2 separate regions of the Homo sapiens genome follow, and region 1 is linked to region 2. The links are chromatin loops, found by intact Hi-C in ENCODE. Cell type or tissue: dorsolateral prefrontal cortex. All regions are shown on one strand. Each heading gives the region's core, and the rest is flanking DNA. Links, peaks and the distances in the headings are about the cores only.

Region 1 (15,190 bases), core at 4,538-12,537, 330 kb after region 2:
AGGTAGGAAAATGAAAGCATCTGGATACATACGGAGAGATGGGAATCAGCCAATATTTACCAGGTGCATAGTGTTAAGTGAAAGAGTGTTTCAAGATGGAAGAGGTGGATCTATGAAGAGGCTGTTTGGCCACGCAGCAGATAGGGAGCAGCAAGGTCCCTCAGGAAACCACAGGATATAGACATCGATGGAAGGATTGGCTGTGAGAAGAAGCAGGCTGCCTCCCAGGAAAGCACTAGCAAGGAGAGGCAAGAGAAAGCAGGAGAGGCCAGAGGAAGCAATGGGCAGATCATGGCATAGACTTAGCCTTTTACAGGAAGAGACAAGGACTTCAGCTGGAAATCAAGTCTGGGGAGAGGAAAGGGATGGCAGGTTACCAAGAAAGGAAGCGTGAAGCATATGCTTTTCATGTTTTGTTCTGCAGAAGAAGACAGGAATCAACCCACCCAACGGAACTTGGAAGGTGAAGGCCTATTCTCGTCCATGCCAGAGACAAATAAGAACTTTTAGAAGTCATGTGTTGGAAGCACCAGTTGCTACAAAAGAGCCGAGTTCCCCTGGAAGGTCACTCTCGGCCATCTGTTAGTGGCAGGGCTGAGCATTAGTAACGTGGACAGCAACCCAGCTGCCTGAGGAGGCCCGGCCAGTGCTTCTCCACTGCCAGGATGTGTTAGCCGGGTAACCTCATTCTAATCAAATGATGGATGGCCAAGCTGTGAAGGAGAACTGCAGTGCCTCAGACCTGGAAGTCCTGGCCATCTGAACCTCACTTGGCACTGAGTGGGGCTGCACCATGCTCCTAGGTGGCATCAGGAAACATTAGGAAAGGAGGGCAGGCATTCCACACACAATGTGCAACTTGGCAGCCTTAAAAAGGAGGGTTTGGGTGAAGAAGAATTACAACAGACAGCCCCGGAGTTTTTTCCTAACCTACTTTTAATTGATGATTCCATTATATCCTTTCTAAAGGCATTTTTAAACTTAATAAATGACTGCTTACTATAGAGCACAATACAATCCCTTACAAGTTAAGCTGTTCTCGTGAATCACTTGTAATTACTGGGCATTTTCGAGCCCAAGGGATGTATAACTATATTATTGTATCCCTGTGATTTTTATGAAGTCAAGGCAAGGAAACAAATCATGGTGGCTGAATTAATCTCTTCACCAGAGCTCTTAATAATCAGCAGAAAACTTTAAAATAACATAAACCAAAAACCTATCACTATTAAATCATCAGGTATTTTACTAACTGCTACTTGGTTTGTTTACTCCCAAAAGGGAAAGGGTAAATAGAAGAAGGGGAAGGAGAAGAGGAAGGAAGGAAGGGGCTTAGGGAAAGAGAGAGGGAATGAGTGGACAGAGGGAGACAGAAAGGGTAGAAGAATAAGGGAAAAGGAAAGAAGGAAGGAAGGAAGGAGGGAAGGGAGGGAGGGGGATGGGGAGGGAAGGGGAAGGGAAAGGGGAGGGGAGGGAGGATATTCTATTCATTTCCAATTGCTACCGTAATAAATTACTACAAACTTAGTGGCTTAAAACAAAATGTATTCTTTTACAGTTTTGGAAGTAAGCAGCTTAAAATTTATTCCCTTACAGTTTTGGGGGTAAGAAACGTAAAATCAAGGTGCTGGGAGGGTTGCACTCCTTCTGGAAGTCTCAGGGGAGAATCTGTTTCCTTGTCTTTTGCAGCTTCTAGCAGCCACCTGCATTCCTTGGCTCCTGGCTCTTTCCTCCATCTTCAAAGCACATCACTCCAACCTCTGCTTCCTTCTTCTCATCTCCTTCTTCTACCTTTGGTTTTATTTCCCTCTTCTAAGAACCCTTCTGATTACACGGGGCCACTCAGATAATCTGCCCATTTCAAGATTAGCTGAATTACATCTGCAAAGTCCCTTTTGCCATATAAGGTGACATATGCACAGGTTCCAGGCCTTAGCATCTGAACATCTTTAAGGGCCATTATTCAGCCTCCCACAGACATTTAAAAAGGAAAAGAAGAGGGATTTCCAACTGAATGTGAAACATACACCATAGTAGAACCTCTAAGCCATTTTGATATCGAATGAACTTCAAGTTGTGCTGCAGGAATGGTCTTTTTTTTTTTTTTTTTTTTTTTTTTTGAGACGGAGTCTCACTCTGTCACCCAGGCTGGAGTGCAGTGGCACAATCTCGGCTCACGGCAACTTACACCCCCTGGGTTCAAGCAGTTCTCCTGCCTCAGTCTCCTGAGTAGCTGGGATTACAGGTACCTGCCACCACGCCTGGCTAATTTTTGTATTTTTAGTAGAGTTGGGGGTTTCACCATCTTGGCCAGGCTGGTCTTGAACTCTTGACCTCGTGATCCACCCACCTTGGCCTCCCAAAGTGCTAGGATTACAGGTGTGAGCCACCATGCCCAGCCCAGGAATGGCTTTTAAAAATTGTCCACTCCAAAAAAAAGCAGACTATGCCTTGGTGCCACTTTTATAATGTTTTCAAAACACATTCACACCTATTATCTGATTTTCTCCTCCAAAGATATCTTGTTAGAAAAAAAAGGCAACTTATCCCAAATTGTAGATAAGACTGAAGGAGACAGCCTGCTGACGTGAGCACAACCCTGCCCCCCATTCCCCTGATGAGTCACCAGCAGTTGAATAGGACCAGCCCACCTCTGGACAGTTGTCCACTTCTCTTCCCATTTCAGGACAACCTGTCAGACCTACTTCCATTATAGCATTGTGTAAGAAAAAACAAGGAATCAAAGGCTCTTAGGTCTTTTACATCATTTGAAAGAGAGATCATATAGTTCACCCTGGTTCACCCTTCTTCACCAATGTGCCCTTCTGGCCAAGCATTCTTGTCACCTGAGCATTGTCACCCTGCAAAGATATTTCCAGGGACTTAGAGCTCTGTGCTCTACAAGTTAACCCACACATAGGCATTACTCTCCAGGATCTATTTCCAAAAATGGACCCAATGAATCCTGGGGCCTGCACAAAGGTGGTGCCTTACAAAGAAGTGAGAGCCAGGCTGGATGGCACATAGATGTGGCTCAGGCCCCAAGGTCATCTTGCAGGACACGCCTCACAAAAGGACCATTGGCAATGCACTGGACAGAGAGTCTGAAGCCCAGAATCCGTTCCTTTGTATTCTCGTGCTAGTGACTCATTGATTGGTGCAGGTTAAACCACCCTCCCTTCATAAGGAGCTGGTCCAAGGCCAGGCTTGACAAGAAGCTTTTGCATGGTGGTTAAGAGGATGAAGCATAGAGCCAGCCTAGCTACTACTTACTTAATGCTGAGGAAATTCCTTAATCTCCCTGAGTTTCCTCAGCTGTAAAAGTGGGAAAGTAAACCTCACCACTATCACAGGATCCTTAAGAGGATTGAAGAGATGGTGTGTGTGCAGAGTGCTCAAAACAGAGTCTGCAATGGGAGCTCTTACTCAGAGACCTGGGCTCTCATTCTATGCCTGACTATCGAGCTTTTCCTCCTCCACCCACATAAATTTTAACTGGGGGTATCCTCCCTCAGCAAAGTCCCTTTGCTCCAGATGAAACCTCTCCACACACACACACACACACACACACACACGTGTGCACACACCATAACTGCTGTGCCTACCAATGCTGTCAGGATGCTACTAGTTCATTAAGCATTTTACTGTGCTGGGTGCAACAGGGCACACAAACTCTGCTTTCTCAGAATTCCAAGTTTAGGCAAAAATAGCCCATGGGCAAATAACTGTAGTGCAAGATAAAGTGTTACAAGTGTTCTGAACAGGTTTGTGTAAATAACGTGCAGTGGGTTCTCACAGGCCAGTGAGAACGGTATTGTCTGGGAGTGAAAAAGAGAGCATCATAAAACACAGCATGCGTTGGGCTTGACCCTAAAGCAAGGCTCGAAGATACACAGTTGACGGAAAGAACATTGCAAGCACGGTAGAGGCTCACAGGGAATGAACATTATGTTGCTATATTTACTGGAGCTCAATCCAGTCTTCCACTCTGCTAACCCAGAAACCAGATTTATTATATTCTGGAGCCTGAGAATCAAATAGACTCAGGGTAGACTCTAACTAACCACACTCAGGAGCCTGATGTATAACACCAGATGGTCAATATATTGTTTCCTATGAGCAGTAACTTGGATTAGAGTAAATTAGTACGGCCATCATGTTTTCCCTGAAGGCAAATTATAATTAAAAAGAAGATACTTGGACATGAAAGCAGATCAAGGAGAGTTATGTAACACGATTGTTTTCTGACATTAAACTGAGGTAGTCTGATATGCCTTTGTTTCCTCTGATAAGAACAGAGGCCTTAGAGAGATGGACCAAAATGTCCTCTCTCCTTCTTTTCTTTGTGGTTGACTAACACACCTCCTTCTCATCAATGTCATCTCTGTATTTTTTCCTGAGGTCAGTTATTTTAATCACCTCCTACTGATTTTGCTGATCTGGAAAACAGCCAATTTTTTGAAATGGTTTTGCATATCTCTGTTCAGACTCATAACTCTCATATGGAATTAGAAAAAAGTTCAGTATGATTTAGGGAGATAGGGATGAAAACTCTGATGAGGCCAGACCCCAGGGAGGAGTTGGACCTCACAAAGAGGGTTGTAAAAGGGGAGACCACATGGTATCCTAGTAACCCACTGATGGGCCATTCTGCTGCCTCTCCTACTGAACCACTGCTTTTCCACATGCAAGGGATGGCCCAGGCAAGGCCTGTGCCATTCCCAGATATGGGCTGACAAGAGGAGGGGTTTTTTCAGCATTTTGAGTGCTCCTAAATCAGAGGAGCATTTTCTGACCCATAAGGCTGTGTATTGCATCCTGGTTCACTCTATACAAAAGTTGGAAGAGCTATACTCTTGGGAAAGAAAGGAGGATAAGTGAATGTAGGTATATGCATGGGAGAGGGAATAACAATAAAAATGGCAAAATGTTCCCAGTCCCTTGTGTTACCTCTCAGACTTGCCTTCTTCAACCTCCTAAACACAGTTCAGACACAGCACCCTCTGGCAGCCTTCCTGTTCCCTCAGAGTTGACCCCTCCTTCCTCTGTGCCAGCAGTCAGCAAACATTTTCTGGTAAGGACCAGATAGTATGTGTTTCAGAATTTGTGGGCCATATGGTCTCTGTTGCAACAACAATCAATTCTGCTCTAACACTTGTTTAGAAATGTGCATTTGTTCCAATACGATTAATATATTAGGGAACAATATGGGCGTGACATGAATTTCACGTTTGCTTATGTGCAATTTCCTCTGTGAGAAACACTAAGTAAAAGCAAAAAAACTGAACACATCTGTAACAAGACACGTAAGAAATTATACAATGCACACACACACACCCCCATCAAACATCTGCCATCCACCCTCATTTCAGCATGAGTGTATAAGCCACACCATGCACATCCACTGCTACAACTTTCCCTGGGATTCCAGATAACCCCCTCTGACCGCTCCACAATAGCTCATGAGCTGCAGCGCTTCTCACTCCCACTTCTACAGGCTAATGCCAGGGCTTTTTCAAGGCAAGTGGCCATATTTGTGGTAGTATTGTTATATGTTTCTTAACCATTTTACATGTGTAGAAATATGTTGTCATCTTTTTCAGGTTATCCATTTTTTTATGTGTCACTGGCCAAGTTCTTGAGTGCTGTGCCCAGTGCCATTTCCCCCATAGGCCTTGTGTTTTTTATTACACAATCGTGTATAGTGTGGTGATTTTCAGAAACGCATGTGCATCCTTAGAGCAGAACCGACTGCACTCACCGTAAGGGTAAAAGTGGCCATAGACAATAGGTAAATGAATGAGCAGGCTATGTTCCAATAAAACTTCATTTACCAAAACAGACAGCAGATCAGACTGAACCCATGACCTTACATTGTTGACCTTACTTTCTTTGTGTTATCTCTCTACCCTGCACATGATTCAGTTGCTGCACTCAGCACCAGATAGTGATTTATTTATTTAAATGTCCCTCTCCCCAACCAGGCCATGAGCTCCATGTGAGCTGAGATTCTTTTATTCATCCCTCTCCCCAGCATCCAGCATTGTGCCTGGAACACAATGGGCTCTCAGTGAAGTTTGCTGAGTAATTTAATGAGGAAGTGCCCTCCTCACCCAGCAGATATGCCAACCCCACAAAACAAGAATTGTCCTCTTGCATTTCCCATTCCAGCATTACACTTTAACATTCAGATTCAGATGTAAGTAATATTTAATGAACCCTGTCTACTCAGCACATTGGAGTAACAACATGATTTTCTGTAATTTCATGTTATCCATCAAGAGAAACCCAAAAGATATATATTATTATTTTCATTTCATGGGTGAGGGAATTAAATCTCTGAGTCTTTAAATAATTGCCCTAAGTCACACAGCTAGCTACAGTGTACTTCAGAAATGTTCTGTGTAATAGTCCATTATCACGCTGTGATAAAGACATACCTGAGACTGGGTAATTTATAAAGTAAAAGAGGTTTATTGGATTCACAGTTCCACGTGGCTGGGGAGGCCTCACAATTATGGTGGAAGGTGAAAGGCACATCTTACATGGCAGCAGGCAAGAGAGAATGAGAAGCAAGCAAAAGGGATTTCCCCTTATAAAACCATTAGATCTCATGAGACTTATTCACTACCACAAAAACAGTGTGGGTGCAACCGCCTCCATGATTCAATTATCTCCCACTGGGTCCCTCCCACGACAGGTGAGAATTACAGGATCCACAATTCCAGATGAGATTTGGGTGGGAACACAGACAAACCATATCATCACTATGGGTCCTGGAGGGAGAACATATAACCCTGTCTGAGGGTACCCTCTCCTTGACTTCCTTTCCTCTCTCTCCACAGCAAATGTGTCATGGTGCTGACTTTCTATAAGATAGGTTTGCCTAACAAAAAGGAATGCCAAAGGAGGAAATTTTCCTACAGAAATAGTTTCTTAAAATCTCTTCCTTCAAAGCTGTTGAGGATATTATAGTAACCTAAACAAGGAAGCTTTTGAAACAAAATAGATGAGGTTCCTGTTACCTACAAAAAATAAAGGTTAATATTGTCTAAAATAATCATTAATTTTCAGAAGGCTCTAGAAGTTCTTTGGTTCTTATGCAATGGCTTGGTTTTATAGGATCACACTGGTTTTTACTCAGCCTTAAGCATTCCTACATTTTGTATACTGTTTACAGAATGCGAAAGGGTTTCAGTTTCACCTGATTTTCTTCAACACACAATAGCAAGAAAGTATTTATTTGGCTCATTCTTTATTTATGTAAGAAATTTAAGGGACTATGAACAGCATCTTGCCTGAAGTGGCAAAATTACCATCTGGAGTCTGCAAATGTGAGTCAAAGGAATCTCCGAGAAAAGCAGAATGCTTAAAACCCACCTGGCCCCATTACTGCTACAGAACCTTGTTCAAAGGCCCATGATCCAGCCAGCTCCTAAAGGTATGAAGTCTTGGCAAGACGGCCCAAGGCATTTCCTTGTAGGCCACCCTGGCCCTGCCTGGTTCTTAGCAGAGCATATCACCAATAGCCCGAGGGAGGAGAAGGTTTTCTGCTCCTTGGTATGCTTCCACCGTGGCTGAATGCCTGCAGTGCAGTGTGTACACAATCCACCTTATGAGACAGATGGAAATTGAGTTATAGCAAATAAATCATATGGCACTGCTTTTAGTGATGTCTTTCTATAGGGACTCTTCCTGTTGACTAAGTGTGGCCTTGTAGCTCCTTGATTAGCCACACAGATGTTTGGTTGATATTTGACTCCTGTGAGACATTTCTTACTTAAAGACTTGTGGTTTCTCAACATACAGAGTTCTGCCCCTTAGTGTGAGGAGTTTTGTGAGTGGGTTATTATAATTACATTCATGCTGCAGATACACACCCATGCCAACACACACATAAACACACAGTTATGAACCAAATCACCCACACCCCCAAAGTTGCCATACCTCACCCTATCCAAATATTTCATGGAAATGTTGGAGCTTGTGAAAGCAGATGATGAATTGCACTTTGTAGTTCAAGTATCTCTTTTACTATTCTCTGAATAGATATCCTACCAAAAAGCCAAAAGATGCCTACTGAAGAGGTAACCATTTTTGGAATCAGAGAGATAAGGGTTGGAATTCCAGCTTTACTAATTAGTGGCCGTGTATCCGTGGGCAAATTAGATCCTCTAAGTCTCAAATCCAAATCTATAAGGTTAGAATATTAATGCTGCCTACCTCATGAAGTTTTTGTGAGGAAAGTCCCTAGTAGCACAGTTCATTGAGTATTGTGTGTGTGTGTGTGTGTGTGTGCATGCATGCATGAGTGCACACACACGCATATCTTGTTTTATGGGGTGGGGTGGAGTATTAATAAATACTATTTCCCTTCCCAGGTGACTTGCAGTTTTAAGGGCTGGCCACATTCTGGGTAGTTTCTGGTCAGAATATACAGAGCTCAGGAAACTGCATTGTTGGGTAACCAGATCTATTTAATGAGAACAAAGATAACACAGTCAGGTTTATCTAAGTAGTGAATAGTATTTGAATCATGTTACACCAAATTTAGAAAAACCAAGAAAAAGAGACTAACATTGAGCACCCATAGTGTGCCAGAGACTTAAATTGCTTTATTTAGTCCTCAAACCAAATGAGGAGACTGAGGCTCAAAGAGATGAAGTATTTTAGCTCAGAATACCCAGCTTGTGCTGCCAACTCCAACACCGGCAAGTGGGTCTGAAAGACTGGGCTTAGTTTTGCCTGGGTGCCTCTCACCTCCTCAAAGCCAATTATTTAAAATGTGGGCAGTTACACAATAATGACGCACATGAATAGAGACAAACAACATAGGACTAGAATCCCGGGAAGGCCTGTCTGAGGCAGCAGAGACAAGGAATAACAAATCAAGCATCAGCACTGGTGAAAAAATACACACAGACTTGATGAAGAGGCACTACTAGAGTCCGAAGAAGTCAATTCATGACTGAACATTGCTGATGTGCGTACAACAGACAATTCCATCACTTTTCTGAGATGCGAGCATGAGAAGTAGCCACACAGTTGGAGACCTGGAGACGTGCCAATTCCTTTGCAGATGAGGCAGAAAAGATAAATGGAACAGTCAAAACTTTGTGCTTCAAAACTTTAAACAAAGAGCGGAGATTCACTGATTGGGGTCAATTCTTAGGATGAACCAAAAAAGAGTCAACCTTGATTAACATCCTTTTGCATCATCAAAAGGAGATAGGTCAAGATAAGGTAATTGTAAGGTAAACTGCTGACCACACACAGCTGTTAAAGGAGTCATGCGCCAGCCAAAAGTGGGCAGATTTATTTCCTCAGGGGGCCTAGAAGCTCTGCCATCCCATAATTCTTCATAAAAAGCTAAATTCCTCTGCAATGACTTTTAAACTCCCATGATTTTTTTTCTAACGACATGACAGGACAGCAAAACAAAGACATAATTCTTTTCTATCTTATGAGCTAAACTGCTCCTTCTCTTGATTAGTGGCTAATTGCATATTATTTCCTCTCTGCCGAGGGAAACTGCAATGGAGAACCCCTAAGCTGCATGGTAGAATCACCCAGGGAGCTTTTAAAAAAATGATTCCTGGCCCTGCCCCAGACCTAAGGACTCAGAATATCTGAGAGAGATGAGTCCAGGAATTTGTATTTTTAAAAATCTCCCCAGGTAATTCAAATATGCAGGAGGGTACAGAACACTGGATAATGCCAAGCACCTCGACTTCGTGATAAGAAACAGGTCTGTGGCTGGGATTCAAATTCTGGCTTCACCACTGATTAACTCTATGACAACAGACAAAACACTGCCCTTTCTAAGAACTTCCTCTCCAATGTCCAATAAAATAAAGATATTCCGGCTGCAAGGTCAAATGACAGAGCATACTGAAGACTTTTATAAAAATAGTTAAGTATTACCATAATGTCAATCATATGTAATAGTTAAATTGAGTATGTTTTACAGATAAAGATAACCTACCTTTCCTAGGAAACTGTACAGCAGCTTTTATTCCGGTAATTTTTTTTTATTTTATTCTGAGACTTTGAGTAAGGCCATCTTAGGCTAGCTGACTTGGATGAATAAATAAAAATAATTGGGATCTCTTTAAACTTTTAGTGGCAAGCAAATTAAAAAGTGTATTTCTCTAGATGACGAAAAGGATAGTCCCTGAAGCTAATGAAGCTCTGATTTATGCTCAGGTTCATGCTACTAAGGAGCTTATCCTCCTACAGAGAAAAACATTTCCCCTCAGGACACAGCAAGTTCCTATGCTAGTAACTGAGGCACGCAGTTCTTGTTGCATGCTAAAAGTGAGAACACTTAGTTATTCCTAAACAGTCACTTATTGGTCACTAGGTAGGAAATGAAAACAGATGTTTTCTCTAAATTGCCTCTGATCAATTGATTTGAGAGGTGCTAAAGATTAAGTCATAGGCAGGAGCTTCCATAAAATTAGCAAAATAAAATAAGCTATATTCCTATATTATCAACCAAAATCTCCTAAGGGAAAAAAGTTTGCAGTTTCAGCCCAGGATGCACGTCCTATTAGGCGAAGTATTGAAATGCAGTACTCAACAAAACTGGATGGTGGTTTGGAAAAGGAAAGGAAACCAGAGGCGCAACATTTGGGTAGCTATGGGAAGTTTATAAAGCAAGGAATCCAAAGGCCCAGAGACAATGCCACAAGTTTGTACGTGCCAGCAGAGCTCCAGGCCTGCCAGCTTTCCAGTTGCAGTGTTAGTCCACAGAATGAAAGAGAGAGTGCATCAGAAAGGGATGTGCGTTCAAGTGGTCATCTTTGTTATAAAAATTTTGCACACCATCAAAAGGGGCATTAGAGAATTAAATGAATTATTGTGCATCTCTAAAATAGAATATCGAGAAGTCATTATGCAAAATGTTATAGAATAATATTTTTGATATGGGAAATTGTTGACAATTTATTAGGTTTTAAAAAGCAAGCTATGTTTATATGATGCCATTTTATTAAAAGTGAATTGGATATATAATATAAAGAATACTAGAGTCATTCATTTATTTATTCATAACCACAAATTCTTACTGGGTCCATTTCATAATTCTGGACGTGGGACATAACAGTAGAAAAATAAGTTCCCTGCTTCACGGAGCTTAGATTCTAGAGACAGGCTATAGAAAATAAACAAATGAGCATGTAAACATGAAGTATGTTACACAGTGATACGTGCCATGGAGAAAAACAGAGCAGGACAGGGAGAAGCACTCCAGGAACTCCCAGCACAGAAGGCAAGACTCACTGCTAACAGAACAGAAGAAAGTAAGGTGGGGAGCCATACTGATGATTAGAGAAAAGCTTTGGCAGAGAGAACAGCAAACAGTAAAGGCTTTGGTGGGCAGGAGAGTGCTTGGTATATTCAAGAGAGAGCAAAGGGGCCAGAGTGGCCAGAACAGAGTAAATGAGGGAAAGTGGCAGTGAGGTCAAAGTGAGGTAGCAAATGGCCAGATCACACCAGTTCATGGAAATCATTATTTAATCACAGGGCTTTCTTGGAAGGCTGTGGGCAGTTTGTTGAACAAATGTGGATGTGACCTGTTTTAAGATTGAGTCACTCTGGCTACTATGTTGGGAATATGCTGGAAAGGGGTAAGGACTTGTCTTCGTCCTTTCAAGCAGCTATAACAAAATATCATAGACTGGTGGCTTATAAACAACATAATTCATTTCTCATTGTCTAGAGGCTGGGAAGTCCAAGATCAAGACACCAGCAGATTTGGTGTCTGGTGAGGGCCTGGATCCTTATAGACGGCCATTTTCTCACTGACCTCACAAGGCAGAAGGAGTGAGGGATCTCTCTGGGGTCTCTTTTATAGGGAAACTAATCCCATTCATGGGACTTCATCACCATGACCTAATTAACTGGCAAAGGCCCCGCCTCCTAATACCATCACCTTGGGAGTGAAGGTTTCAATACGGGAATTTTTGGGGAATGTAAACGTTGAGACAATAGCAGGGATGGAAGCAAAAGAGCAGTTAGGAGGTTACTGCAATCATCTCAGTCAACAGTGGGATGCCTTGGACCTGGATGGTAGTAGAACATGGGATGAGAAGGGTCAGATTCTGGGCGTATTTTGCAGGTGGAGCTGATGTGGTTTGGTGAAGAATGTGGAATGTGAGGGAGAGGAGTCCAGGGTGACCCCAAGGTGTGGGTGTCCTAATAAGGCTCCTAAAAAGGCAAGTAGGAAGAGCACTGAAAACTGTCATTGGATGTGAGGACCCAGATGGCATGGTGGAGAAGAAGCCCTGACTGAAGAGGACTGAAGGGAGGATGGGGGCAGAGGGACAGCAGAGAGTGAGTGTAGACGGCTCTTCTGGGGATTTTCACCAGGAAGAGGTAGGAAATGGAGTGGTGTGAGATGTGGGCTCTAGCAACTGAAACAAAACCTTAACAGGGATTGGTTTCAGCTGGTGGGAGTTTGAGTAAATATCTCCCTTCCCCAGGCCCCCCACCCTTTTGTGGAAAATACTAAATCCTGAAAAATATGATTTCTTGACTTAAAGGGGCTATCTGTACAATATACCAAAGATAGGGGGTTAGGAAATTAGAACAGAAGTAAAAACAGAAAAAGAGGAGAAAAAGGAGGGGAAACCATAACCCTCCTATGAAGCATATCATGCTAACATGTACGTACATTAAAAATCCACACTGTAAAATAACACTGATATTGTTTGGCTGTGTCCGCACCCAAATCTCATCTTCACTTGTAGTTCCCATAACCCCACATGTTGTGGGAGGGACCAGGTGGAGATAATTGAATTACTGGGGCAGTTTTCCCCATCCTGTTCTTGTGATAGTGAGTTCTCATGAGATCTGATGGTTTTAAAAGGGGCTTTTCCCCATTTTGCTCAGCACTTCTCCTTGCTGCCTCCATGTGAAGAAGGACATGTTTGCTTCCCCTTCTGCCATGATTGTAAGTTTCCTGAGGCCTCTCCAGCCCTGTGGAACTGTGAGTCAGTTAAACCTCTTTTCTTTATAAATTACCCAGTTTCAGGCATGTCTTTATTAGCATTGTGAGAACAGACTAATACAAATACTATAGCTATGGGTGCCAAAGCTTAAAAGAATAAACTAGAAGGATTTGCATCAAATCCACAACCATGGCTACTTTTGGATTGTGGGAAAAGAGTTTTGGCCTGGGCATGGAGAAATAAGAAATGATTTTATTTTCATTTTTTGCTCAAAAATCAAAGATCTGAAGCAAATATAAAAACTAAATGTAAAAATAATCAGGCCTGCATAGTGACTAAAATTTTTTAAATATTATTTACCATGTTTTAAAAAATCTCTCTGAACTTGCACCAAAAAATCAAACATATTCTTCCCACACCACATCCTCATCCCATCCCATCTCTTTATAATCTTTTCTTGGTTTCCAATAGAATATACTTATAATAAAATCATATGATGGCATCAAAGTAATTCATTAAATTAAAATCAACAAAATCAACTTTTTAGCATTATTCTCTCACTCATCCATTCGTTCACTAAATATTAATCATGTTCTCACTTATATGCAAACAAGGTCTTTCAGCTGTAGCTATATTGTAATGATCAGGATAAACAACTTCAGAAAACGAATGTCATATGCCCTTCAGAAACTTGGAGTTGAGAACATAAAAGAAATGAAAGTGAGTGAATTTATCAATAGAAGGTAAATTCAGGAAATTCTGCACAACATATAGGATTTTGATGAGATTAGGACTTTTGATAAATCTTCCACACGTAATTATAGTATATATTAGCTTGACAAATTGAAATTCAAGGAAAAAATTGTATATGCCTTGCTGATTTTTAAAACATTTCTCTCCTCTATTATAAAAGTCATTGTTTTGATTCAGAAAGAGAACATAAAATTATTTCTAGTGTGAACGACAGTAGCAGCTTTTATGGCTAGTCAAAGGAAGAGGAAAGAAATATTAGTGGAAATGTACACTTGCTAAACTTGTCCTTTTTTTTTTTTTTTTTTTTTTACAAAACAAAAGAATAAATATATAAGCTAATGAATTTCAGCAGAACTAGAATGGGGGTGTGCATGCATGTTTCCCTGCCCAGAATTTCTGACACCTGCACCAATCCCACTGAAAACTAGCATTTCCTCAGAAGAGAGCAGACAAGGTTGTGACTAATGTTTGCAGAACAAGAAGCTCAATAAACAGGATGACTTGAGTTCAGAGAAGTCCTGCAATCATTTCCTACCACACTTCACTGACAGGATAAAACTGAATAAATAATAGATTGGTGAGGGTTAGACTGCAGAAGGAACTACAGCAAGATCAGGAGCCCATGCCTTCTCCAGACTGTGTATACATTCGCATTTTATCCATTCCAGAGTGACTATGGAACCCAATAGTCAAACTCTTTACCATAATTTAAATCAGCTTTTTCATATGTTTATAACCTCTTATTCACTCATTCCCTTACCCATTCCCTTTTTTTTTTTTTTTTTAAGATGGAATCTTGCTCTGTCGCCCAGGCTGGAATGCAGTGGTGTAATCTCAGCTTCCCACAACCTCTGCCTCCTGGGTTCCAGCAATTCCCCTGCCTCAGCCTCCCAAGTAGTTGGGATTAGAGGCTTGTGCCCCCATGCCCAGCTAATTTTTGTATTTTTAGTAGAGATGAGGTTTTGCCCTATTGGCCAGGCTGGTCTCAGGTGATCTACCCACCTCGGCCTCCCAAAGTTCTGGGATTACAGGAGTGAGCCAAACCCATTACTCTTTCTTTCTCTCTTGCTCTCTCCTTTCCAATTTTTTTCCCATCAAGTATATCGTAACAGACTATTGAAAGAGCAGAATTCTAAACTGCCTCTTTAAGGAGCTTTGGTATAACTCACATAGATTTTTAAAAATTAAAACCTAAGTGACATAAGATTAACCTGAAAGAATATTCTCAATAAAAAATATTTCCTACACTTCTTGTTATTTCTACTATTAAAGTCAGAGATAAGTCAGTTTCTCTAATAAATTCTCTGCAAGAATTATAATTGCATTTTTTATTTAAAAATAATCTTTCTTTAAAAAAAGCATATTCTGTAATCACCCAGATGACCATTTTCTAGTTAAGTCCTGCTATGTGAATTCAGAGTCAGTATCTGCATTGGGACCAAGTAGTAACATTTTCACTGTCTTAAACAAATGAGAAAAGATGT
Region 2 (15,190 bases), core at 4,800-12,799:
AACTCCTGACCTCAGGTGATCCACCCACCTCAGCCTTCTAAAGTGCTGGGATTACAGGCTTGAGCCGCTGAGCTCGGCCACTTTTTTTTGTTTGAGTCAGAGTCTCGCTCTGTCACCCAGGCTAGAGTGCAGTGGCACGATCTCAGCTCAATGCAATCTCCACCTCCTGGGTTCAAGTGATTCTCCTGCCTCAGCCTCCTGAGTAGCTGGGATTACAGTCATGCGCCACCATGCCTGGCTAATTTTTGTATTTTTAGTAGAGATGGGGTTTCACCATGTTGGTCAGGCTAGTCTTGAACTCCTGACCTCGTGATCCACCCACCTCGGCCTCCCAAAGTGCTGGGATTACAGGCGTGAGCCACCGTACCTGGCCTACATTTCTTTAAAAATAAATTCCATCATGGTAATAACTAAATCTTAATACTTAGGGATGATAATAATTTTCATGTATGTTGTCTTCTTATCCAAGACTCCTTGAGTTGAAAGCAAAATTTCTGTGTGTGTGTGTGTGTGTGTGTGTGTGTGTGTGTGTAGAGAGGCACTTATAGAGACAGATACAGACATAGACATGTAGACATCATTTAAGTCTAGATATCAACCTATAACAAACTAGTTTTTACAATGTAAGTATCATTTACCAAGAATCAGAGATCTGGAGCTACATCCAGTTTCAAGAGAGAAATTAATAATTGTAAAAACCTTCTGTCTTGAGACCACATCTTATGAGAACTTCCTTTAACATAAAGCACCTCTAGGAAGAGACCTTATTCCTGCCAACCATCCCTGGTTTGGTCAGAACACAAAAGATAGGAATATATTGAAATTAGGTGATCAAATCATGCCAAATATGACATAATAAAAACAGTTAAACAGGTTTCTGTCCTATACATCTTATCTTCTGAATGATTCTGGCTTGAGTTCATTTGGACTTTTCAACAAGACCCTGCACATTTCCATATTCCAACTTCTGCAAAAGTCAAAACCTGCCCTCGTCTCCCTCCAGCATCTGCTCTGCTGCCATTTCTGCTTTTCCCTGATGAGTGAATGAGGCATGCCAAGGAACCATGATGGAGAGGTCACTTAATTTTTGTTTGTAAAGCCAAATCTCCTGTGCTCCCCATAATTACCAATCAATTTTACATAAATAGCAAAATTAAGTCCCATTATTCTCATTTACCACAAAATTAGAGGAATTAATTAAACATGGAAAAAGTGCTGATGCCTGCCAAATCACTACTTCCAGTAGATAGAAATGAATTCAGAAATTGCACACAGGCAGGAAGAAAACTCAGCACAGCATCCAGAAACACAGCAAAGCATTGCAACTGAAAATATTGTTTAAATAATCCAGGTAAGTATGCACTAAAACGTTCCTGAGTTTCTCTCCTAAAGCTAGGACAAGGAAGACACATTCTTCCTTTAGAGATGAGATATGGTTTGGCTGTGTCCCCACCCAAATCTCATCTTGCACTGTAGCTCCTGTAATTCCCACGTGTTTTGGGAGGGACCCAGTGGGAGATAATTGAATCATGGGGGCGGTTCCCCCATACTATTCTCATGGTAGTGAATAAGTCTCAGGAGATCTGATGATTTTATAAGGGGTTTTCCCTTTCACTTGGCTCTCATTCTCTCTTGCCTGCCGCCATGTAAGACATGCCTTTAGCCTTCCACCATGATTTTGAGGCCTCCCCACCCACATGGAACTGTGAGTTCATTAACCCTCTTTATCTTTATAAATTACCTAGTCTCAGATATGTCTTTAACAGCAGCGTGAAAACAGACTAATACAAGACAACATCTGGCATCTTTACAATGCAAGGTGTCGGGTTCCTTTTCTGTTGTTATTTCAGGAAGGTGTTTGTTTGGTTTGGGTTTGAATAACCTATAAACCCAGAAGAGAAAGAAAACTGAAGACATGCTTTCCAATCCAAGTTTGTCAGAGGAACTTGCATTCGTGTGACTGTTGCTAATGAGTTCAGTTAAACTCCAGAAATCACACCACAGAAGCATCCATACTCTATATGAAAGATCATGTTGTGCTTAAGACCAAATTCCTGAAATAAATGAGGAGCAGATGGAGGAGAAGGGGTGAGGGTGGGTGTTTGGACTTTCACAATTTTGGGTATTGGGCTTAACAATGCTCAGATCTGTTAGAAAGTTTAGAAATGATGAGGCTAAAGATGGTGAAGTAGTTTCATAAACTAGAAAAGAAAGATTCAAACAGAAGACAAAAATGTTCTTCAAGGATTGTCTAAGAGTCCTTTGCAATTACTTCCATTATGAAACAATGAAATATATACTATTCCTTAAATAAACCCACCAAAATGATACCCCCTTTTAATGGTTGGACTATGGTAAAACAATCTTCATATCTTCCTTAATGAGATTTTTATTGCTTGTGTATATTTGTCTTGCACTGAATTTTTGCCTCGGGAACCCTGAATTATGTTACCTCAGGTTGTTCCTGGTAAGCATGCAAGCATCCACCCAATTTTTGCTGTGAAAATGGCTCCTTCTGGCAAAGTGAAAGCAATTGGAACTCAGTTTAATTAGCTGCCTTCTGTAAATATGCCATTATTCTTCTAGCTCTGTGCTGGAGTTATATTTACAAAGGGAACAGATAGCAATAATTATCTGGGGTTGTAGTTAGTCATTATTAGTTAATGCCTGAGCATAATTGAGAGGAAATTAAGACAAGTGTAGATTATGGGTACAAAACGGGATAAATAAGCATCTGTCAGAACATAAATTCTACCTATATTTTTGGGCATGGATGAGGAACTCAACTGCACAGAGAAGCAACAAGTTCCTCACCTGAAATCTATTTAACAAGAAGCATGTGCAATCTATATTGTCTAATTTTGAATAATTCACATTCTGGGCTTTCTGTTATAGATGTTCACTCTCAGACCAACTTTTCTTGGTGATGCAATATGCTTCTGAGCTACCTCTCTTTCCTTTGACTCAGGGGAACCCACAGAAGGCAAACTCAGTCTAATCACCCGGAGCCAAGAAAATAGAGGAGTCTGTCATTTTCAAAATACTCAATGTATCCCAAAGTCAAATCTAAAATGGGAATGAGTTAGGTATGTTCTGGCTTCCATTAGATTATTGCAAGTTGACTCGTTTTTAAAGTTTCAGCTTTAATATTGTTAACAGTCATTAGTGTAGGTAAATATGACTCATAAAGGTATTATAGCCTCTCCCTGTAGAAATTCTGGGGAACAGGTCATTTTGGGCAGGGCAGCCTTTGCTAGAGTCCAAACGCTAGAAGAAAACACCCAGCCCCACATCAGTTCCATAGTTTACAGGGAGGGGAGCAAAATCATACAGTGGGTGAAGAATATGGACTTTGGAGTCAGATGTGTCCAGACAATTGTTCAGGTTCCACTTCTTGCTAACTGTGAGATCTTGAACACATCAGTTAACTTCCTGGTTTCTTCATCTGAGAGATGGGGATGACATAGAACTTAATGATTAGAAGTACTGAATGAGATAAATCACATAAAGCACTCAGCACTGAGCCAGACACAAAAAAGGTGCTCACTTGGTTGGAACAGCTACAACTTCTGGTAATATTTCTACTCTACCATCATCTCCTGAGAGCTGTTTAAATCCACTAATATGCAGAGCAGGTTTTTGTTTCATATACAGCGACAAAGAAAAATCTGGGTTGGGGGAAGTACTAGGGGATGAAGCAGAAAGTGTTAGGTTTGTCTCTCAGCAGGCATCATGCACTGAGTTTGAGACTGTACAGTCATAGGGGTGACAGGCAGACAGAATCCTTGTGTCTTTTTTCTGTTTCATTTTGATTTATTTGTGTATTTATTTATTTTTTTACATGTGAGGCTTGGCAACATTTCAGCTCAAAGCAGAATCGCAGTTCCTAGGATAAATGGGGAGACTCCGGGTGTGAACAGGGTGGCCTTGAGGTCTGAGCGACAAAATGTGACAGGCTATGGAGGAGAGGCTCTTTTCACCACTTCATGGTGCCCCCCTATACTCTGTCACCCCTGCTGCTGACAGCCTGAGGAACACACAGAAGCAGACTTGTTGGAGTTGTCAAGGTGGATCCTGAAGACTGGAAGTTTCCACCCAGTGGTTGGGCACTAAGTGCTGGGAGAGCTGGGTGATGGGGGAGGCAAGTGGGGACAGCAGCTCACAGGTCATAGGTCTGTCTGGGTGCAGGTCAGAGGCACCATTGGGGGAAATACCTGGATGGCCAGTTTCTAATTATGGGGCAACAAATGATCATAGAATTTGATCATTTACTTTGTAGCATGCCTTTGAGTCATTATCATGGGCTCTGGGGATCTATGAATGCCAGGTTGGAGTTCATATACCTTGTAATAAGGTTAGCATTCATAAAAACATGCAGACCTTGTTAGGTGAAGCAAAAAGACTTCCCAACTTTCACCAAAATAGTGTTGTGCTATCTTTGCATTTATGCCTCTACTTTCAGCCAGAATTCCCCACATCTGGCCATCAACTCCTCTAAAGGGAGAAAAGGCTAAGATCCCCCATCAAGGACCAGTTCAGGAGGCCTGGCTTTTCATCTAGCTCCGGGTAGTGGCCTCATGGAGCACTGGGACCCCTGGGCTAAGGAGACCAGGGCAAATATCCAACTCAGTTTCTGCAGGTCTTGGTTTTGGGATATATTTTTGCATGTTTTACATCACAGAGATGAAATTCATCTCTAAACAACTACCCCCTTGGATAATATTTGAGATATTTTCAAACTTACAGAAAAATGTGACAAATAAATACAAAAATAATGTATTCTTCACCCAGATTAATGAATTTTAAAGAATTTATCTTGTAGATATTTATTAGTATTTTTTATGAACTACTGAGAGTAGGTTGCATATTTTATGTCCCTTAACCTCTTAATATTTCAGGGTATGCCTCCTAAGAATAAAGATGTTCTCTTACGTTACCACAGTGCATTTATCACATTCAGGAAATTTACCTTTGAGGTACCATTTTTATGTAACCTACAGTGCATTCTCTAACTTTGGCAATTGTTAGGATGATGCCCTTTGGCCAATATTTTCCCTTTAGTAAAGGTTCCAGTCTAGGATAATTTATTGTATTTTGTTTTTATGTCTGGAGTGGCTTTTGAGAGACTTAGAATCTCTGTTCATTTCCTAAAATCCTGACTCAAGGTGTCATTGGAGCCTTTAATCTGTGCTACATGTATGAAGCATTCTGATCCGTTTGGCATAGAGGTACACCATCTGTATTCTCCCTGGGCTGCCATGCTCATGCCGGTGGCCTTGTGTCTAGAGATCCCAGATGGGCTTCACATCAGTGCAGGATCTCTGCATTCACCTCACTGTAGGATGACAGAGATGAGATACAGAGTCCTAGTTTCTGTATTAGGGCAGATGTAGGAAAGGTCAGGTTAACAACAGTCATGAGGTAGTAACATCCACTGTCCCAAGATGCTGGGCTAAGATGTTAGAGGCCTCCCCCAACCCAATCCCCAAACCTACTGCTTCTAAGAAGACCCCAAACTAGACTGCTACCTTTGCCTTTTGTAGCCCTGTTATAGCGGGGCTGTTTTTTTCATGAAAGATTTGCAGGGAGGCAAGAAGTATCTGGTCCGCAGGGCCTGAAGTGGCCTGAGGACAGAGAGGCATGGGCAGGGCCATACAAAGGAAGTCATGGTGTCTGATATTCAATCCCAGTAATGTCCTGAGTGTCAGTACTGCCCTGCTCTGGGAGGAACACCATGGTATGGTGCTGGCAGTGCCAGACTAGTACCATGGAGGTTTCCAAGCTTTGGGGATCAGTCTCATTAGAAGAGCTGCATCCAGGCATACATGGAGACCATGATGCTGGTGGAAGAGCTCAGAAGATCTGCCAAAATGGGAACTCTCAGAAGATAAGGCCAGCCCCAAAAGCTACCCTGAGGTTAAGTGACAATGACTCACAGAGTGAACTTGTGGACCCCTAGGAAAAACATGGAGGGTGGGGACTGAAGCCCACACTGAGAAGTGTGCACAAAAGAGAGTAATGGGTTGTTGACACAGAGGCCTGGTCTTGCCTGGGCATTGCTCATTCCAAGGGAGTGGCACACAGCACAGCTACATCCCGTTGCCTCCCTCCTCAAGGGCTGAGCTGGGTGTTTGGCAAAGAGGTACTTTTCTGCCTTTAGACAAGAACTAGCACTTACAACTATATCTCAAGTGTGGAGTTTCCAAAAGTGTGTTCCACAGATGACCAGCCCCATGACATGGTCTGCCAGAAGAGACTCCTTGGCCTAAAAAAATGTAGAAAACCCTCCAAGCTGTGACCCTTTTTTAGAATTAAGACCTTTGAGAGAAAACAGTTTAATCCAATGTTCCCGGGGCTTGCTCAGCCAGGGAACCATTTTGTATCCTGGTTGTAGCAGTGTGACTGTGTGTGTGTGTGTGTGTGTGTGTGTGTGTGTGACAGAGTGAGAGAGAGAGAGAGAAAAAAAGAGAAAGAAAAAGAGGGAGAGAGAGCGCACGTATGCCTATGTACATGTGGTAGCCAATAACATTCCACAGACCCCACTCTGAAAACGTTCTCCCGGTAAACTGACTGCAGGAAACCTCCAGCCTGTCCTGCCTCAAGGCTCCCTGAGCTCTGAAATGCATTCTGCAGCTGGTACTACCCTCTGAGTACTGATGGCAGCTCCTGACTTGGAGGGTAGCCCCTAAAACAGGATGTCTTTCTCTGGCAGCAGAAAGGAAGGAAGTGGTCCACCTGAGCCTTGGGAATTGAGACTTTTGGGAACTGGGATGTGAAGGCTGAGAACGGGGAACCCAGATACCAGCCACAGTCCCATTTGCAGAGGCAACAGGATTTCTAACCAGGCCTCAGGCACTATTACTTGAGTTGTTAAGAGACAGCTGTCTTCACCTGATAGAGGTATTCACGAGGCCTGAAAATAAGCCCTTCTGGCAAAAATCCATCCTATACACCCATGAGGCACTTCCAAAATCCAAATGTTATAAAGAAAGTTTGACAGCACACAGGAAGCTGATATGTACACCTAACCTGTATTTTCTCATCCAAATGGGGTACCCAAAAGTGTGTCTGGAAATAGAGCACACAAGAGAGGAAGGAAAGTGGAGTAGGGACAAAGGAGAGAGGGGAGAGGGGGAGAGAACAACAGAGAGAGATCTAAGTTAAGGCTTCAGAACTGTGACACTCCGGCCAGTGCTGGCCATGAGACACCTGCTGAGGAAGGAAGCAAAGTGCCCTTTGCTTCTTTTTATTTTATTTTTAATTGATAAATAATAATTGTACATACTTATGGGGTATAACATGAAGTTACAATATGTACGATGTATAGAGGTCAAATCAAGATAATTCACATACATCAACTCAAACATCAATCATTTCTTTCTGTTGGGGATATTCAAAAGCCTCTCTTCTAGCTATCTAAAATATATAATAAATTACTGTTAGTTATAGTCATCCTACAGTGCCCTTTCTTCTGAGCCAGAGAAAAGAGACACACTCAAAAAAGACGTAAAATAACTCTGCTGAGATGAACATCTTGCATGCCCATTTGCTCTGCCAAACAGTCAAATCCCTCCAATAATTTAGAAATACAGGGTTATCTTGGGATATGGAGTGTGTCCCTACCACCAATCTGGACTCACCAACTGGGACTGTATTTTTGGTTTGGAATTAGCATGGACACAAGCTCAGAGGCAAAACTCACCATAAAAAAAAAAAATCCCATGGAGGCAAAGAATGGAACATCAAGAAAATGCTCTTACAAGCAGAACGTCAGACTAATGATGACGCTGGGATGAAACCAAGGAATATACAGTAGGAAATTCATTCAGACAATTAAGACACGAGGGCCATTAACTTAGTGACAGATTCCCACCCCTGGAGTTAACTGCTGTTTGCTAGCTGTGTGACTTTAGAAGTACTGCCAGACCTCTCTGGGCTTTATTTCCCTCATCAGTAAAGTGGTGATTAAAAGTTCCTACCCAGTAATGCTGCTGTGAGGTTTTAAGATTTTCTTAGAATAGCACCTGGCACATACTAGGCATTGAATAAATGATAGTTGTTATTATTGTTGCTGTTATTATTAATGTAATATGTAGTATGTTCTGCTAAGCAGGACAGAGGAAAATAGTAGCAGAATTAAATTCTAAGCAAAAGGGACAGGTTGGCATGTTTTTATTTGAGAGGACGAATCCCGCTGTGAGTTAACTCTTGGTGGCTTTTGTCTGGTGATGCTGAGTTACTTCTGGGACAATAAGCACGAGGCTGCTGCTATAGTCTCAAGATTCAACAGTAAATCACTGTGTATCCCTGCATCGTGTTGTTATTCTATGGATTAAACAAGATAATGCATGTAAAATGCTTAGCCCATAGTGGCATTTAATAAATAGCAGCTATTATTTCTGATATTCTCATTATCAATATCATTACAGCAATAATAATATTGTCACATACTAGCACCGAGTGATCCAATTTACAGTCTAACAATCATGCAGATGGAAGACTCAGCTGCAGCCTACCTGTTTTCCAAAAGGGGGTTAAAACTGATTTTCATCTTTTCCCTTTTTACGGTGAGATGATGAATATAAAAGTGTTTTGTAAATTCTAATGTATATTTCATCTTTTTTCTGAAAAATTAAAAAAATTAAAAGGCTCTCCCAATTTGTGGTCTCCAAGGTATTTTGCCTGCTACATTTTATTTTCAAAATGTTACCAGTACTTAATTCTCCCTGGTTCTCAGCAGTGGAAATGCTACGCCAATTGAAAGCCTCTGTCTGGAACACAAGAGAAATTCCGCCATCTGCTGGCCACTCGGAGAACTGCTCGGGAGAAGCTGCCCACAGACCCGTAACTACGGGGGTGGTAAAGGTGCAGGAAGGCTGACAGTCACCTGCCCGGTGGTTTGAGATCCAAGGGGGCATGGAGGACCCAGCCATCACTGTGGTCTCTGGAGGGTCACAGCTTGAATCCGTCTGCCATGCTCCTGCATGTGTGGCATCTGTCCCTGCCTGTCTCTCAGGACAACACCTGCCTTTGCAACTCTAGAAGCAGATGATAATTCAGAGACAGCAGGCCTGAGGTGCCAATCACTCTGTTCCTTGGCATTTTGCCCCATTCTTAGCCTGGCAGCACATCAAAGCCTGTTGCCTTCTGGCCTCTGCTGGAGGCTTAGGCCGCCACAGGCTCCAGGTCTCCTTGGCTATGTCCCTTCCTCTCCCCAGGGCCTCCACCATGTGTGAGACAATGCAGCCCACCAGGAATTGAGGCAGGGGCCACCCCCACTGAGCTGGGTGAACAGAGATGCTGTCCAACCCCAGGGCTTACTGCGCCAGGTTCCACCTCTCCTGGGCAGTGAGCAGCTCTTGTCAAGTCCTTATTTTATTTAATTTTATTTTTTATTTTTTTTCAGACGGAGTCTCGCTCTGTCACCCTGGAGTGCAGTGGCGCGATCTCGGCTCACTGCAAGCTCCGCCTCCTGGGTTCACGCCATTCTCCTGCCTCAGACTCCCGAGTAGCTGGGACTACAGGCGCCCGCCACCACGCCCGGCTAATTTTTTGTATTTTTAATAGAGACGGGGTTTCACCGTGTTAGTCAGGATGGTCTCGATCTCTTGACCTCGTGATCCGCCCACCTCGGCCTCCCAAAGTGCTGGGATTACAGGCGTGAGCCACCGCGCCCGGCCCAAGTCCTTATTTTAAACACACATTTCAACACAGAGAAAGCCTCACACACAATGGAAGGCTCTTAGCACCTAGGAAGAGGACTCTAGGAGACTGCTTCTGAGCCAAATGCATTAATGTGTAGACCATACAGAAGCTGACCCATGTTGAGCACTTACCATATGCCAGGCATTGTCACATGTGTTTTCATGGATTAAGGCATTTAATCCTTACAACAACTCTCTGAAGAAGATACAATTACTATCCTTATTTTACAGGTGAGAAAACTGAGGCACAGACAGTCCCAGCAGCTTACACAAGGATTTCTAGCTTGCCACTGGTGGAGCTGGGACTTGAACCCAGGCTGCCTGGCTCCAGAATTCACATTTCCAATCCCTATGTTTGATCTAAATACTTAATTTAACATGGAAAGACCAAACACAGTAATACTCCTTATGCACAATTTTGCTTTCATGGTTCCAGTTACCCAAAGTCAATTGGAAGTCAGAAGATATTCAATGGAGAACTCCAGAAATAAACAATTCATCAATTTTAAATTGCATGCTCTCTGAGTGTGATGAAATCCTGCTCTGTCCTGCCTGGGATGTGAATCCTCCCTTTGTCCAGTGTGTCTGCACTGTCCACACTCCCTGCCCATTAGTCACTTGGCAGCGAGTTTGTTTATTAGATCGACTGCCAAGGGACTGCGTGCTTGTGTTCACGGAACCTGTATTGTACTTATTAAAAGCCCCAAAGCATAAGAGTAGTGATGCTGGGATATTGTTGTAATTGTTCCATTTTTATTATTGTTGTCATTAATTTCTTACTGTGCCTAATTTATATTAAACTTTATCATAGACATGTATGTATAGGAAAAAAATATAGTATATATAGGTATACAGGGTTTTGTACCATTCGTGGTCTCAGACATCCACTGGGGGTCTTGGAATGGTCACCTGAAGATAAGGGTGGACTACCGTAATGCAAGAGCATGAGAGGTCATTGACATGATGGAGTCTTATGATCACAAGCAGAGGCTCCCCGGTACTGACAATGGGGATCCAACTTGAGAGATCACAGATGAGTGATGGCTAGAGTGAAAGAAGGAGGTTCTGGGAAACAGGAACCCAGCGAGAATCAGGGATGGGTCAGTACAGTCATATGAGAACATGAAAGAGATAGAGACCAACAGGAAAACAAAGACCAAGGGACAAAAGTCTTATCCATTTATTTAGTCTTCATATTTATTTATATTTATTATTGAAACTGAATAAACTTAGCTCAACCACAGACCCATGCAGCTCGTGGAGCTGAGGAGGGGCACTGCTGATAAACAGCATGAAATAGTTCAGTTGCCAGACTGGGGGTTGGCCTTGGTGTTAAACCACTGCCCAACACGGCAGGACTAGCGGACCATCTTCCATGCCCTCAGGTGTGGTGGACTGCTCACACCTACCCATCCCTACCACCAACAGGCCCTGCGAATGGCACTGTCACTCTCACAGGGTCTACAGGAGGCCAGGCACTGAGACTGCTGGGGAGACCAGGAGACTGCATTACATACTACATGTACCCCACCTTCATGGAGTTTACATTCTGGTGGGGGCAAGGGAAGGGCACAGAATGCAAACAGGTAAAGTAAGTAAAATAGTTACAAATTGGAAGATATGCTTTAAAGGAAATGAACAGGACACTGTGCTGGTGAACAATGGGGAAAAAGATCCACTGAACACAGAGAAAACCCAGCAGTGTTTGGCCAGGCCTCTCATTTCAAAGGGCCTCCTATTCCCAATGCTGCGGAGCCTTGCAAAGGTGCAGGGGGCAACTTACAGACCGAAAGATGTCACACTTGCGGCTCTGATCAGTCCTGTGCCAGGACCTCACCACCACACCGCAGGACTCAGCTTCTATGCTACATGTTCTTTTAATGAACTCTCCATCTTCTTGTGTGTCAGTGAATTTGAGTCCCATTGTATCTTTCATTGTGATAGACAAATGATATAATTTTAATTATTCTGCAAATTTGGGCCCTTGATTTGGCTTTTCATTTGTTGGGGGAGGCGTGGGAGCCTCAAAAACAGGTGTGTTTAGCTGCTGGTGCTGAAGGAAGGCCTCCAGGAGGGGGGTGGACTTCAAGTTGGGAGCTGCAGGAAGAACTGAGGGGAAGAAGGGCACTTCCAGCTGTATGATGAGGCTACTACCTGTTTGGAGGACAAAAGCCAACTCTCAAGGACTTACATTAAAAAGAAAATTTAAATACAGTTAGGAAATAAAAGATCTCGGTAAGTTCTAGTAGAAAGGCGTAGAATAAGTCCAAGACAAACCGATTCTAATTTAGCCAAAAGTGGGAAGAACAAAGACCTTCTGTACAACTTAACACTATCCTTAAGCTTGATTTCTCAAGATTCACAGGGAGAGATTTTGAAATGAATCACTGAATTGTAAGAAGCTAGGTCAACTGGCAGATTGTGTATCTCAGATTCATCCTGCTTCTGAAAATAGGCATTAAAACTGCAGCAACCTGGAAAAAATAAAAGCTGAGGTGGGATTTTAAATGACAGCCATAAGGACATGCCTTGTGGTGAAAGATGGTGGTTGGATAAGGAAGGGCTGCTCAGCTGTCTACTAAGGGACGCGGTCTCTGGTTCATTCCTCAAGAGTTTCCATAGGCTGCACAGGACAACAGCTTTCTCATTTAGGCTGGAGTTGAGGATGCTTAAAGTTTTGTTTTTTTCCACAACTACCTGCACTTTGAGGGCAACAAAGTGAGAATGACTCATGAGAGATGGTCCTGTTTGGACCAGAGGCAAAGCAACAACCAGCCCATCTGGGGAAAATTTGTCTCTAGGAGAACAGTGTTTGTGTATTGATAATATAAAATTAGATGACAGCATCCCCTTCTTCTCTTCCCTACCACCAAGGAGGAACTGAACCTTCAGAAATCCACTTGTTTTTTGTTTGTTTGTTTGTTTGAGACGGAGTCTCACTCTGTTGCCCAGGCTGGAGTGCCTTGGAGCAATCTTGACTCACTGCAACCTGTGCCTCCTGGGTTCAAGCGATTCTTTGGCCTCAGCCTCCCAAGTAACTGGGACTACAGATGCATGCCACCATGCCCAGCTAATTTTTGTATTTTTAGTAGAGATGGGGTTTCACCATATTGGGCAGGCTGGTCTCAAACTCCTGACCTCATGATCTACCCACCTTGGCCTCCCAAAGTGCTGGGATTACAGGCGTGAGCCACCATGCCCAGCCAATTTTTGTATTTTTAGTAGAGATGGGGTTTCACCATATTGGCCAGGCTGGTCTCGAACTTCTGACCTCATGATCCACCCTCCTTGGCCTCCCAAAGTGCTGGGATTACAGGTGTGAACCATCACACCCAGCCTCCAGGAATACACTGTTTAAATTTCTCTTTCACAAGTGATGCCCTGGTTAAATCCCTTCATCACATTTTGCATCTCTTCTTCAGATGAGTTTCCCAAGAGAAGAGCTCAGTCTCCCTCCCTGGTTACTCAACTAATGTCTAAAATGTCACTGGTCCTCACTATTTATTAAATGACTGAATTGCCAGATTATCAAAATCCATACATACTACCAGAGAAGTCTCTCTGGCTGTTACGAAAAGATTGGTTTCTCCTAAATCAACAGTCACTGAGAACCAACCATTCATTGAATAACTCATTCACTTCACAACTGTATATCTAGCAAGGATCTTAGTAAGTGCCAGACCCCTTGCAAGATTTTCCAGACACAGCAGCAAATAAAACAGACAAGATTCTGGCTCCCAGGGAGTTGATAGTAGGTAAGACCAGGGATCATCACACATTTCTATAAAGAGCCAGAGCATAAATATTTAAGGCTTTGCAGGCCACTTGCAGTCTCTGAAGCATATTTTCTTTGTATTTTTTGTATGCTTGTTTTTAACAACACTAAAAAATATAAAAAACCATTCTCATATCAAGGGTCTTTCAAAAATAGACCACAGGCCAAATTTGGCCCATTAGCCCTAGTTCGTCAACACTTGTTTAAGACAGACATTAAACAAATGCCCTGAGGATGACATCAGTACAGGTGAGATAAGCACGTAGGAGAGTGAGAGAGGAAAAAAAGGCTGCGTACATACGGCCAAGATTTTGGAGGGGTCAGGGAAGGCCACCAGGAAGGAGAAGCATTCAAAATATGATGTGATGGAGGAGCAGGGCTAACTCAGCAAAGAATGAGGAGCGTGAGGGAGGAGGGCGAGGGGGCTGAATGAAGGGAGAGGGGCTACAGGTAAAGGCTTTGAGCAGCACAGCTGAGCGGGATCCAGATAAAAAAGCCTTGTCAACTGTATCAGGAGCTTGGATTTTACCTTAGGTACAACGGAAGCCTTGTAAGGGTGGGTTTTAAGGAGAAGAGTGCCTGGATCTCCATGAAATTGAAGGAACTCTTCTGGCTGCTGGGCAGGTTCTACTCTGAGAAAGTAAGAGGCTAGTCCACTGTAGCCTTGTGCTATGGGTTCGATTGTGTCCCCTCCTCCCCCGCCAAAATGTGTTGAAGCCCTAACCCCCTACTCCTTGGAATGTGACCTTATTTGGAAATAGGGTCCATTACAGATATAATTTGTTAAGATGAGGTCATACTGGAGTAGGGTCCAACAAATGCCTGGTGTCCTTATAAAAAGGCAGGCATGTGAAGACAGGCACACAGGGACAACCCCAGATGGCATAAAGGCAGAGTGTGGCGTGCTGCAGCTGCAAGCCAAGTAAGGCCAAGTAAGGCCAGAGACCTCCAGAAGCCAGGAAGAGGCAAGGAAGGACACCCTTGCAGGTTTCAGAGGGAGCCTGGCCCTACTGACCATTTGATTTTCAGATTTCTAGCCTCCAGAATGGTGAGATAATATAATCCTGTTGCTTTAAGTCACCCAATTTGTGGTGCTTCCTTCCAGCAGCCCTAGGAAATAAATACACCTAATGGGTGACAATGACTAGGAAAGAAGGAAAGAAATGCACTGCTTTGAAAAACATTTTAAAGATAGAATTAAAGAGCTTTGAGATGGGTTGGATGTAGGGAAGTGGGGAAAAGGAAATGTATAGGCTGGCAATCCACACCCAGCTACTGCCCTTGGTTACCTGTGGAAGGGCAGCAGTGATTAGAGGGAAGGAAGAAACAGCGAGCATTTCCTTATAAAATACACCACTCCATCCTTTGTCTTCTTAAAGGAGGGAGTCGGACTTTCATAATAAAAATGATAGAGTAGAACAGTAAATAAGAAAAGGAAGGAAAAACTGCATGACTGCTAGGGCTGGCTTGAAAATCCCTGTGGATAGAGGAAGCCTGACTGCGCTTGTGAAACTAAAGCAGCAGCGAAGGTTGGGGTAAGGATAGACCCAGATTTCAGCTTGGGGCATAAGGCTGAGATGCGGGAAGGTTATTACATGATGGGAAGCTTGCCTTGCTTTGAGGGGTCTTCTGATTTTTAACCAAAAGAAAGCAGAAAGGGATATGGCAAACAGACATAGAGATATCTGCAGGAGGCAGAAACGTGTGGCTT

What was found. Peaks named below come from ENCODE experiments on the same cell type or tissue, not always from the same donor. Only the 100,000 strongest peaks of a DNase experiment are listed, where the experiment ranks them.
Region 1: a loop joins it to region 2, with 2.7 times the contacts of the local background. A loop is called at or near these places in 3 of 110 quality-filtered maps.

The regions. Positions count from the first base shown.
Region 1 is chr3:59,240,061-59,255,250 of GRCh38, reverse strand. The region is part of intron 4 of CFAP20DC-DT (CFAP20DC divergent transcript); the gene reads right to left. Among named protein-coding and RNA genes, the nearest start is that of CFAP20DC-DT, 160 kb to the right of the region's middle. In dorsolateral prefrontal cortex, for the core only: no CTCF peak of the experiment used is centred there; DNase peaks (open chromatin) are centred at 7,490 and 9,056; H3K27ac peaks cover 1,246 bases.
Region 2 is chr3:59,569,218-59,584,407 of GRCh38, reverse strand. The region is part of intron 6 of CFAP20DC-DT (CFAP20DC divergent transcript); the gene reads right to left. Among named protein-coding and RNA genes, the nearest start is that of CFAP20DC-DT, 490 kb to the right of the region's middle. RefSeq lists a silencer at 8,671-8,965. In dorsolateral prefrontal cortex, for the core only: CTCF peaks have their summits at 8,579 and 8,799 (motif pointing left); DNase peaks (open chromatin) are centred at 8,807 and 10,317; H3K4me3 peaks cover 629 bases; H3K27ac peaks cover 3,527 bases.